Linked DNA regions of Mus musculus: region 2 is linked to region 1. Evidence: chromatin loops called from intact Hi-C (ENCODE). Cell type or tissue: left cerebral cortex. All regions are shown on one strand. Each heading gives the region's core, and the rest is flanking DNA. Links, peaks and the distances in the headings are about the cores only. Region 1 holds the start of Prkaa1 (protein kinase, AMP-activated, alpha 1 catalytic subunit). Region 2 holds the start of Ghr (growth hormone receptor).

The links. A loop is a pair of places that touch in the nucleus more often than their neighbours do. Peaks named below come from ENCODE experiments on the same cell type or tissue, not always from the same donor. Only the 100,000 strongest peaks of a DNase experiment are listed, where the experiment ranks them.
Region 2: a loop joins it to region 1, with 8 times the contacts of the local background. A loop is called at or near these places in 1 of 42 quality-filtered maps.

What each region holds. Positions count from the first base shown.
Region 1 is chr15:5,141,573-5,145,957 of GRCm38, reverse strand. It overlaps Prkaa1 (protein kinase, AMP-activated, alpha 1 catalytic subunit), which reads right to left and starts at 2,097. Exons shown (of 9, transcript NM_001013367.3): 1 at 1,963-2,097. The coding sequence starts at 2,089. In left cerebral cortex, for the core only: CTCF peaks have their summits at 1,587 and 2,295 (motif pointing left); DNase peaks (open chromatin) are centred at 309, 1,871 and 2,368; H3K4me3 peaks cover 2,294 bases; H3K27ac peaks cover 1,442 bases.
Region 2 is chr15:3,581,733-3,586,117 of GRCm38, reverse strand. It overlaps Ghr (growth hormone receptor), which reads left to right and starts at 2,766. Exons shown (of 11, transcript NM_010284.3): 1 at 2,766-3,118. RefSeq lists a cis regulatory region at 2,576-2,710 and promoters at 2,846-3,030, 1,557-3,030. In left cerebral cortex, for the core only: a CTCF peak has its summit at 2,581; DNase peaks (open chromatin) are centred at 2,912, 3,603, 3,840, 4,123 and 1 more place; H3K4me3 peaks cover 1,787 bases; H3K27ac peaks cover 1,007 bases.

The DNA of each region.
Region 1 (4,385 bases), core at 297-4,296:
AATTTGACATTATTACTAATGTCAAAAAAAAAAAAGCATCCCAACCATTTAACAGTTTTAAAATGAACTGGCTGAATATTTAGACCCACATCAACTAACAAGTTCAAGGACAAGTTTAATTATAACCGAGAAGCCTAGGATCCTCTGACTCACACTGGCCCTCTGTATTGGAGGAGGCTTATGACTGATGGTATAGGATTTCAAGAGAAGGCTGTGTGGGTGGGTGGAGAAGTGAAGGTTAAGGAAAAGCAGAGTCACTGGGAGGGAGGTTCGAGGCACTGCTACTTCCCAGGTCAAATCCCAGGCCGGGAAAACAATCCCTTCTTCCTTTCTTGTCTGCTTGATCCGCTCTGGTCTGTGTCAAAGGAATGGCGGACTGGATGCCACATTCATTCCAAGCAGGGCCTTCGGAAGGAGCCTTCTGAGTTCAAGTCTGCCTTATCACTTCCATCAGAGCCTTAATTAGCACTTCTTACCACCTCTAATGGCAAACAAGGATGCCTAGCTAAAGGTAAACAAAACACTGGAAGAGCTAGCTGCCTGTTAATGCCAACTACTTAGGAAGCTGAAGCACGAAGAATAACAAGTTCAAAGCCAGCCTGGACAGCATTGTAACACTCTCTCGAAATAAATAAATGCATGCATGCATAAAAAGAGACAAAGCAAAACCCTGAGAGTGTTCACGAACACTGGCTGAACCATGATCAGTGCTAGGCCCTAGACCACACCTACTCCTCCTTCACACTGTCTGGCTTGCTGATTTTCCTAGGTAGGTTTAGGCATTTGCTCCCCTGAGGGTAACACAGCAACTTTCCGTTTAGGACTGGGAAAGGGCAAGAGAAGGAAGGGCTCTTTCTGCCCTCCTGGGAGAACGGAGCTCAGTTAGCTTGCTGTGTAATTTGACAAACTTTTTCACTTCAATCAAATATCTACTAAGGAGCTTACTATATATGCAGGCCATAGTCTATTATTTCTCCAAAACCAATGTATGAATTATTTCTTATCAGCTCCAAACTTCCTTCCTCTAAATACTTAATAGCAGGCTTAAATATTTTAAAGGGGAAAAAAGTCCACCTCACAAAGGTTGTAATCAGAATTTTCCTTGTCACAGGTGGTGGGCTAGAGTAGTTAGTTGAAGACAGAATGCTTGTGCTTTTGCTAAGGCGGTAACAGGGGATTCTACCAAAACGAACAAAAAGTCCAAATGATGTGCACTGAATTACTAAAATATAAATATACTGTGAGAATAAACGGAAACTATACCTATAAGCTAATAAATACCATCTGGAGTTAACATATGCCCTACCTACCAGGTATAGCTCTCGGAAACCGCAAAACTTCCGAAAACGGAATCACTTAAAAGCAGCATCTGCATCCAACTGTAAACCACGCATAGGAAACACCGCGCCAGTTCACAGGCATATGCATCAAAAGTCCTGACGGAGATCAATAGTCCTAACAAGGGCATTACTATTTCTGAAAGGTATCTCCACAGCTACCTTGCTTTTGGAAGAACACATTTCGATTCAGGAAACCGAAGAAGCACTTTAGTCCACAACCTCCTAAAAGCGAGGCAGCGACAACTCCGAGGACCGCCAGGGCGCGATGGGCTGGCTCTGCGCCAAGGGCACACAGGGGATCAGAAGACCACAAGAGACCCCCTCGTCCGCGCCGGGCGCCCCCGCGCGCTCAGTGCCCAACTCCCTCGCCTGGGAAAGTTGCACCCAGAGCCATCCCCGCCCCTCCGGCGCCGCGCCGTCGCCATGGCGACCGCCCCCACCCCACCGCGGCGGACCCCACAGCTCTGCAGCCCGCGGCAGCCTCGGGCTCCGCTCCCAGCGCCGCCCGGACCGGGGATACGGAGCCCAGACACCCGGAAGGCGGGCGCGGGGGAGGATGCGGAGTGCGAAAGGCGCAGTCGCTCGCCGTTCGCCGGGTCCGCGCTGGCCCGGGCGTCCTCACCCTTCACTTTCCCGAAGGTGCCGACACCAAGCGTGTCCCCCAGGATGTAGTGGCCGATCTTCACCCGCCCGTCGTGCTTCTGCTTCTCGGCCGTCGCCATCTTTCTCCAGGAACTGAGTCTGCGCATGGCGCCGCGGGAGGGGGCGGAGGGGGCGGGCAGGGCCGCGCCGGGGGCGGGCGGGCGCCGAGGGGGTGGGGACGCGGGTGCGCCGCGGTGGGGCGCAGTCGCCGGCCACCGCCCGCGCAGGCCCCGCAGTCCCCGCAGCCGGCCGCCGAGCGCACTCGCTCCCCCTGGCGGGCTAGGCGGCGGGAGCGGCGCCGGTACTCGCCTCGGCGCCCCGCATCCCTCTGCGCGCGCCCGCGCTTCTGCGCGCGGGAGGGCTTCCCCCGCCGCGGAGCCGACCGCGGCCACCCGAGGGTCTGTGGGTGCGGTACAGCACCCCACCCCCGTAATTCCCAGGAGGACGATGCTTGCTTACACGTTGCCCGGGGATAGCGCGGCGTGCTTTGAAACAAGACAGGGGACACCGCCCTACCACTGACTTGAAATCTTGATTTTCATCTCATCTCGGTGTCATCTGGAAGCCAAGGGTGTTTTCACTTGCACTTTTAATACTTACCACTGCTTTAAACAAAAAAAAACTCTGAGCCAGTAAATTACTATGGGACACCGCACATCCTGGAGAGACTTCCTAGGAAATTTGCTACCGTCAAATTTCCCCTGTGGAATGTGTGTGAGCTATGTGAATTCCAGAAAGAGGTGTTATCCCGAACTTATCGTGTTTAGAAACTAATATTTTTACATTTTCAATAAAATGTACATTTTCAGTCCACTTGAAAAAGTGTGTTGTTTGTATAAATGGAGCCATATCCAGTCACCAAAGAAGTGTGTTTATTTGTAACAGGATTTTGAAGTGAATCTGTTACTCAGTTCTAACAATAGGTAAAAATATATATGTCATCCTTCGATTTTGCAATTTGAATCTCTATCAATGTCGATGGAGAAAAAGGATGGAGTTTTGTTTTTGTGGTTTTTTTTTTTTTTTTTTTTTTTTTTTTGGAGACGAAAAATGTCATTTTTCTTTGGGATGAAAATTACCAACACTCCTAGTTTTCCCATATTCTGGCTTATGACATCAAAGCAATGTAACATCAAACGCTTTTGTTCCAAGAAAAAGTATTCAGGGGGAAGAAAGCTGCTTTAAGGTTTGAGCAATAGTTCTCAACCTTCTTAATGCTATGACCCTTAATACAGTTCCCCATGTTGTGGTGACCCGTCTCCCATCATAAAGGTATTTTCAATGCTATTTCATAGCTTTTTTTTTTTTTTGCTACTTTTATGAATCGCAATGTAAATATCATTGTTTCCTGATGATCTAAGGGGGTTGATCCCGTAGTGGGTCGTGACCCACGGGTTGAGAAACACCTGCTTCTCCGCCAAGAACAATAACTGGGAGCAATCTTCGTTAATCAACTCTCTATTTTACAAGGATTACTATAAGGCAGAAATAGCTCTGGATTCTCTCAAGGAGGGGGAAACCCTTTCAATTCTCCCACCCCTTGATCTGGCATTTTAAGTTACTTCACATTTGCCCAGGAAGGTTCTACTGTTTCTTTTAATCTACAAGAAATCAGTGGTCTCAGGCTGTAGCTCGTTTGGTTGAGTGCTGGCCTGGCGTGCTGGGTTAGATCCTCAGTAGCCTATAAAAGTGAGAATGATGACTCATGCCTGCCATCCCAGCACTCTGGGGATTATCGCTAGGGAGATCACATGTTCAAGGCCATCCTCTCCACCTAGGGACACTAAGGCTGATTTGAACTACCTGAGATTCTCAAAACTAACATGAACTAAAGTGGGATAAATGACTCGACAGTTACAGGCACACACTGTCAAGCCTGAAGACCTGAATTTGAACCCCAGGACCCCCATGGCCGAAGGTGAAAGTGAACTCCCAGAAGTTATACTCTGATCTCCACAGGCCTACCTACAGTACACACATGCATACATTAAGTAAAGGCTTTAAAAGGGGAAAAGCAAATAATCACAAAACAGTCCCGTTACGTCAACAGGATGTTGCCAAGGAGCGAAAGGAAGCTGAGTTTTGTGAAACCACTCGCCAGTTTTTCCTGAAACTGTGAAGCCTTGAGATCCTACTACAGCATCAAGCACGGAGATACACTTGTTTAAATCTTGCTTGCACTCCTGGACAGAGGCAGATGTATCCCTATGAGGTTTGGGACTACATGGAGAGCTCAGGCTAGCAGGACTGAAACTGTCCCAGAGGAAAAGCAATCTTCAAAATCTAAAGATCATACACAGAACTGGGGAGTTTGAGTTTAGGTTTTGGTTTTTGGTTTGGTTTGGTTTGGTTTGGTTTGGTTTGGTTGATTGCGAAATGTTATTGTCAGATACAATTATACTT
Region 2 (4,385 bases), core at 251-4,250, 1.6 Mb after region 1:
CTCTAATTACCATGACTGGCCAGTGAGCTCCAGGTTTCTGCCTGCCTTTGCATCCCTGGTGCTGACTATGCACCAGCCAACCACCAAGCTCTCTTTATCATTGTTTTGCGGGTGCTAGGGACTCAGGTCCTAGGACTTGAACAGCAGTACCGTAGTCACTGAAGCATCTCTCCACCCCTGGTTTATTTTGACTTGGAGGTGAAGAAGATGCACCCATCATGTGGTGAGGACAGGCTGCAGAAGAGCAGAGCAGCTGAGCAGTGTGTGTCCACAGTCCGGAAGCAAAGAGAAAAGAATGCTATCATTTAGTTCCTTTTCCCCTTTTCTTTCAGCCTAGGCTCTTAATCCTTGCAAAGGTGCTGTCTGCCTCAGTGAACCCAATCTAGGAAGTCTCACGAAATGCCCAGATGTTTGTCTCCCAGGAGATGCTAGACCCTGCCAAGTTACATCACAGCCCTTTTCTTTAATCTCCTACAGAATCCAGTGTATCTTTTCATATGCTGTCTACGCATGGTCACATTTCTGTCTAGAGAAATCTGCTTCCATGTCTAACAGAGTGGATGCTGCAGTTGAAGCCAGAGCAACATGAGGACAGGCTTTTGTTTAAGCACGGCCTTGAAACCGCCTTGGAGCATGATCAGAATGTAGAAAAATTTTCCACAAGTCCATCTGGTCCTTCCTAGTCTAGGTTCTAGATCAAGAAACTAGACTAGGTAGCTTGATGAAGCTTCTTTGGGCTTGGAGAGAGGAGAAAGAGGAGTGAGCACAGAGGGGACGGAAGGAGATCGGTCGACACTGTCAGAATCCAAGGTGCACCAGAATCCAAGGAAGGTCACCTCCGAGAGAGTAGAATAAGCATGTGAGGACTGACAGGTCTCCATGCCTGTCAGTACTGCCCTTTCAGCCAGCTTGGCAAGCACAGACCACCCAACAGGAGTTTTGCCTGACCTCATGGTTTCCTTTTTCGGGTTTCTCTATCTGAACAACTCTCCCTTTAAAAGTTCCAGAGACAGTAAGCACCCCTACTGCTTCATCCTAACATGGAAAGCAAGGGATTGAGGGAGATTGTCTTAGAGAAAGCCTGCCTGTGACACAGGACTGGTTCAAGGACAGTAACCAGACCACCCCCAATGCCTGACTGGCAGAGTCACGATCCATATCATCTCCAGAATCTCTTCCCCTTTCCGTATGCTAGATGCATAAGAGACAGCTGAGACACAGCTGGGCTCATGAGAAAAGATGCTGAGAATGTTTCCAATTGCACGGTTACTTTGAAAACAGAAGTTCCAAAGAGTTTGGTCCTCTGTTTCTCCGTTTCTACCCCATCCATCACCTTAGTGTGGAATTGCTTATTTTATTCTTTTGCAGTGCTTAAACGTTTTACTGTGACTCTGGGTCTGAAAGCTAGTGAAAAGAGGGGGTGGGGGTCCTTTTTAAAGCTGAGGCTGTTAGGAAGGTTAAAGATAAGTGAGCTTACAACTAGCTGTCAGAACAAAGCAAACAGTAAAAAGACCACATGACCAGTTGCTCCACCAGATACAAGACAGCTAGACAGCCCCGGGGCTGGACTTTTGTACCTTTGTACTCTATGCCTGGAGAAGAGAGTGGTGAAGCCGTCTGGTGCTTCGTGACAATACTTACACAGCACTCTGACTTTAAGAAGTGCTTTGACAACTCCCATCTTGGTTAATTTTTTTTTTTCAACAAAATGGACCTAGGTAGCAAGAGCCTGTTGTCTGATAGACAAACTGTGTCTTTCTCTAGGTCACAAACAAGGACAAACCTCAGGCTGGACCTTATTCGTGCCTTCCCTGCAGACCTGTGTTCCGTACTAACATAGCTCTCTTCAAACAAACATGCATTCTTGGTAAATTACCTACTTTGTCTCCACTTTTTTTATTTTAACCTCTCGGATTGGAATGTCTTTAATGTCCCAGTGAGCAGGAGTTTGAAAATTGGAACCAACTAGACAGATAAAAGCCTAGTACACCCCGGCATAGTCTTACAAGAAGTGGATGCTCACAGTCAGCTATTGGATGGATCACAGGGCCCCCAATGGAGGAGCTAGAGAAAGTATCCAAGGAGCTAAAGAGATCTACAACCCTGTCGGTGGAACAACATTATGAACTAACCAGTACCCCGGAGCTCTTGACTCTAGCTGCAAATGTATCAAAAGATGACCTAGTCGGCCATCACTGGAAAGAGAGGCCCATTGGACATGCAAACTGTATATGCCCCAATACAGGGGAACGCCAGGGCCAAAAAAAAAATGAGAATGGGTGGGTAGGGAAGTGGGGGGGAAGGGTATGGGGGACTTTTGGGATAGCATTGGAAATGTAATTGAGGAAAATATGTAATAAAATATTTTAAAAAATAAAAATAAAAAAAATGGAAAAAAAAAAAAGCCTAGTAGACTCATCACACTTCCCAAGGCTACTTCTTCCTGTACCTGCAGGAGGTGCACTGCTCTCTTTGAACTTACAGCCTGTTCTTGAGGACTTCTAGATACTGCCTTCTTTGGGGGAACCCGATGGGTGGAGAGGAGGGAAGTCTCCCGCAACTACCAATATTTTCCTCTAGGAGGAGCCCTGCCGCCCAATTGAGAGCGACACGCACCAACTCGCAACTCCTCGCCAGAAAGCTTCATCCCAGCCCTGCGGACTGAGTAGCGGGGGCGGCGTTCAGCCTCCCCGCAGCGGCCCCGGAGCTAGCTGCCCTCAGCTCCCGCTGCCCTTCCCCTAGGCAGCCTGGATCCCCGAGGCGGCGGCGGGTCCCTCGCAGAGCCGAACGCCAGCCGCCTTTTCCCACCCCTCCCCTCTCTTCCTCTCCCCTCCCCTCCCCTCCTCCCTTCCCGTTTCACCCCGCCCCCTTCCTCCTCCCCAAGCCTGACAACCCACGAGCTGCCAAGCAGGGCGCAGCCATGGGAAGAGGAGGCGGTCTAGGGAGCGGCGGCACTGGCAGAGGCGGCTGCTACAGCGGCGGTGGCGGCGACGGCTGTTACTGAACCCCGGCAGCCGCGGGGATCCCGGGCTGGGTCCACGCGGGCCTGAGGCCTCGGCTCCAGCAGCCCCCAAGCGGACACGAACCCGCGTTCTGTCTCCCGAGGCGAAACTCCGAGGTACTGGAGGGGAGTTCTTATTTCCCTCACATTGTGCCAGGAGACCTGGGAGTAGACCCGGGCATGCCAACTGCTTGTGAAAAATTGGGGTCACTTTTATGTATTTGCCCCGATAATTTTATTTTATTTTATTTTATTTTATTTTATTTTATTTTATTTTATTTTATTTTATTTTATTTTGATGAGTTTAGAGTGGGTTGTATTCCCTTCTCAAAAGTTGTTTTCTGCTGATGGGTTGGTGTAACCCGATCCTCCGTGTCCTGGAGAAGTGTGTGTGTGTGTGTGTGTGTGTGTGTGTGTGTGTGTGTGCGCGCGCGCGCCTGTGTGTGTGTGTGTGTGTGTAAGTTGTTCTTGGTGCTGAGTGAAGCTGAAAGTTGATGTGGGCGACAAGGAATGGGGGGCAGCAAGCGAACTGTCCCAGCCTGGAGCCTGCTCCAACCAGGTTGTGAGATGCAAGGAGAGGTTTCTTCCTAAGACTGTTTTCTTGGTCTTAAAAGTTTCGCGAGTGTGTTTGTCACCATCAGCCTGCTAACCTGGAGCAAGGACTGTGGAAGCTGCTGCTGCTGTCTGAAGCGAGCTCCTGGTTGGGTGTGATGGCCTGAGGGACTCCGGAGGGTGGGTTGTGAAGCACGCGACCCCCGCAGCGCTCTGCCTTTGCGCAGTCTGTGCAGGCTGCAGCTGCAAGCTGGAAGCAGAGGAGCTGGAGTCAGAGTCACCGACGCCAGAGCCTCCATGAACTGGGGTGAGTGGAAATTGTGGCAAGCCAAACTGTCCCGGCGCTGGACACACTCGTGGTTATGAAATCAACCAGGCTCAAAGTTCTGATAGAACTGCAGAGTCTTGAGAGCTGAGCGGGTGAGTCGGGTCACGTCTGGAGAGAGAGAGGGAGAGAGCTGGCTGCAAGCAGTGGTTGTAACATGGGACTATCCGCTTGTGGGTGCGTGGGGAAATCTATTTCTGGGCAAGGACTTTATATATAGCACCGGGGAGTACGTCTGCTGGGACCAGGGTGCAGGTTTCCGTGGTGAGCTCTGATGTGTGTGCTGAAGAGGTGTGCAGTATGTATGTGTGCTGTATGTTTGCACGCGTGTGTGGGAGCGCATTGGGAGGTGTGTTGGCTTCCTGAATCAGGGTGTTGAGTGGGAGAAAGAAACCATAGAGATGCTGCCTGCTGTTTGTATCTCCAGGAGGTCTTGGCCTGACAGAGAAAGGTAGTGGGAAGGCAGAGAGTTGAGAAGACACAGCTGTTCCTGAATAGGAATAAATT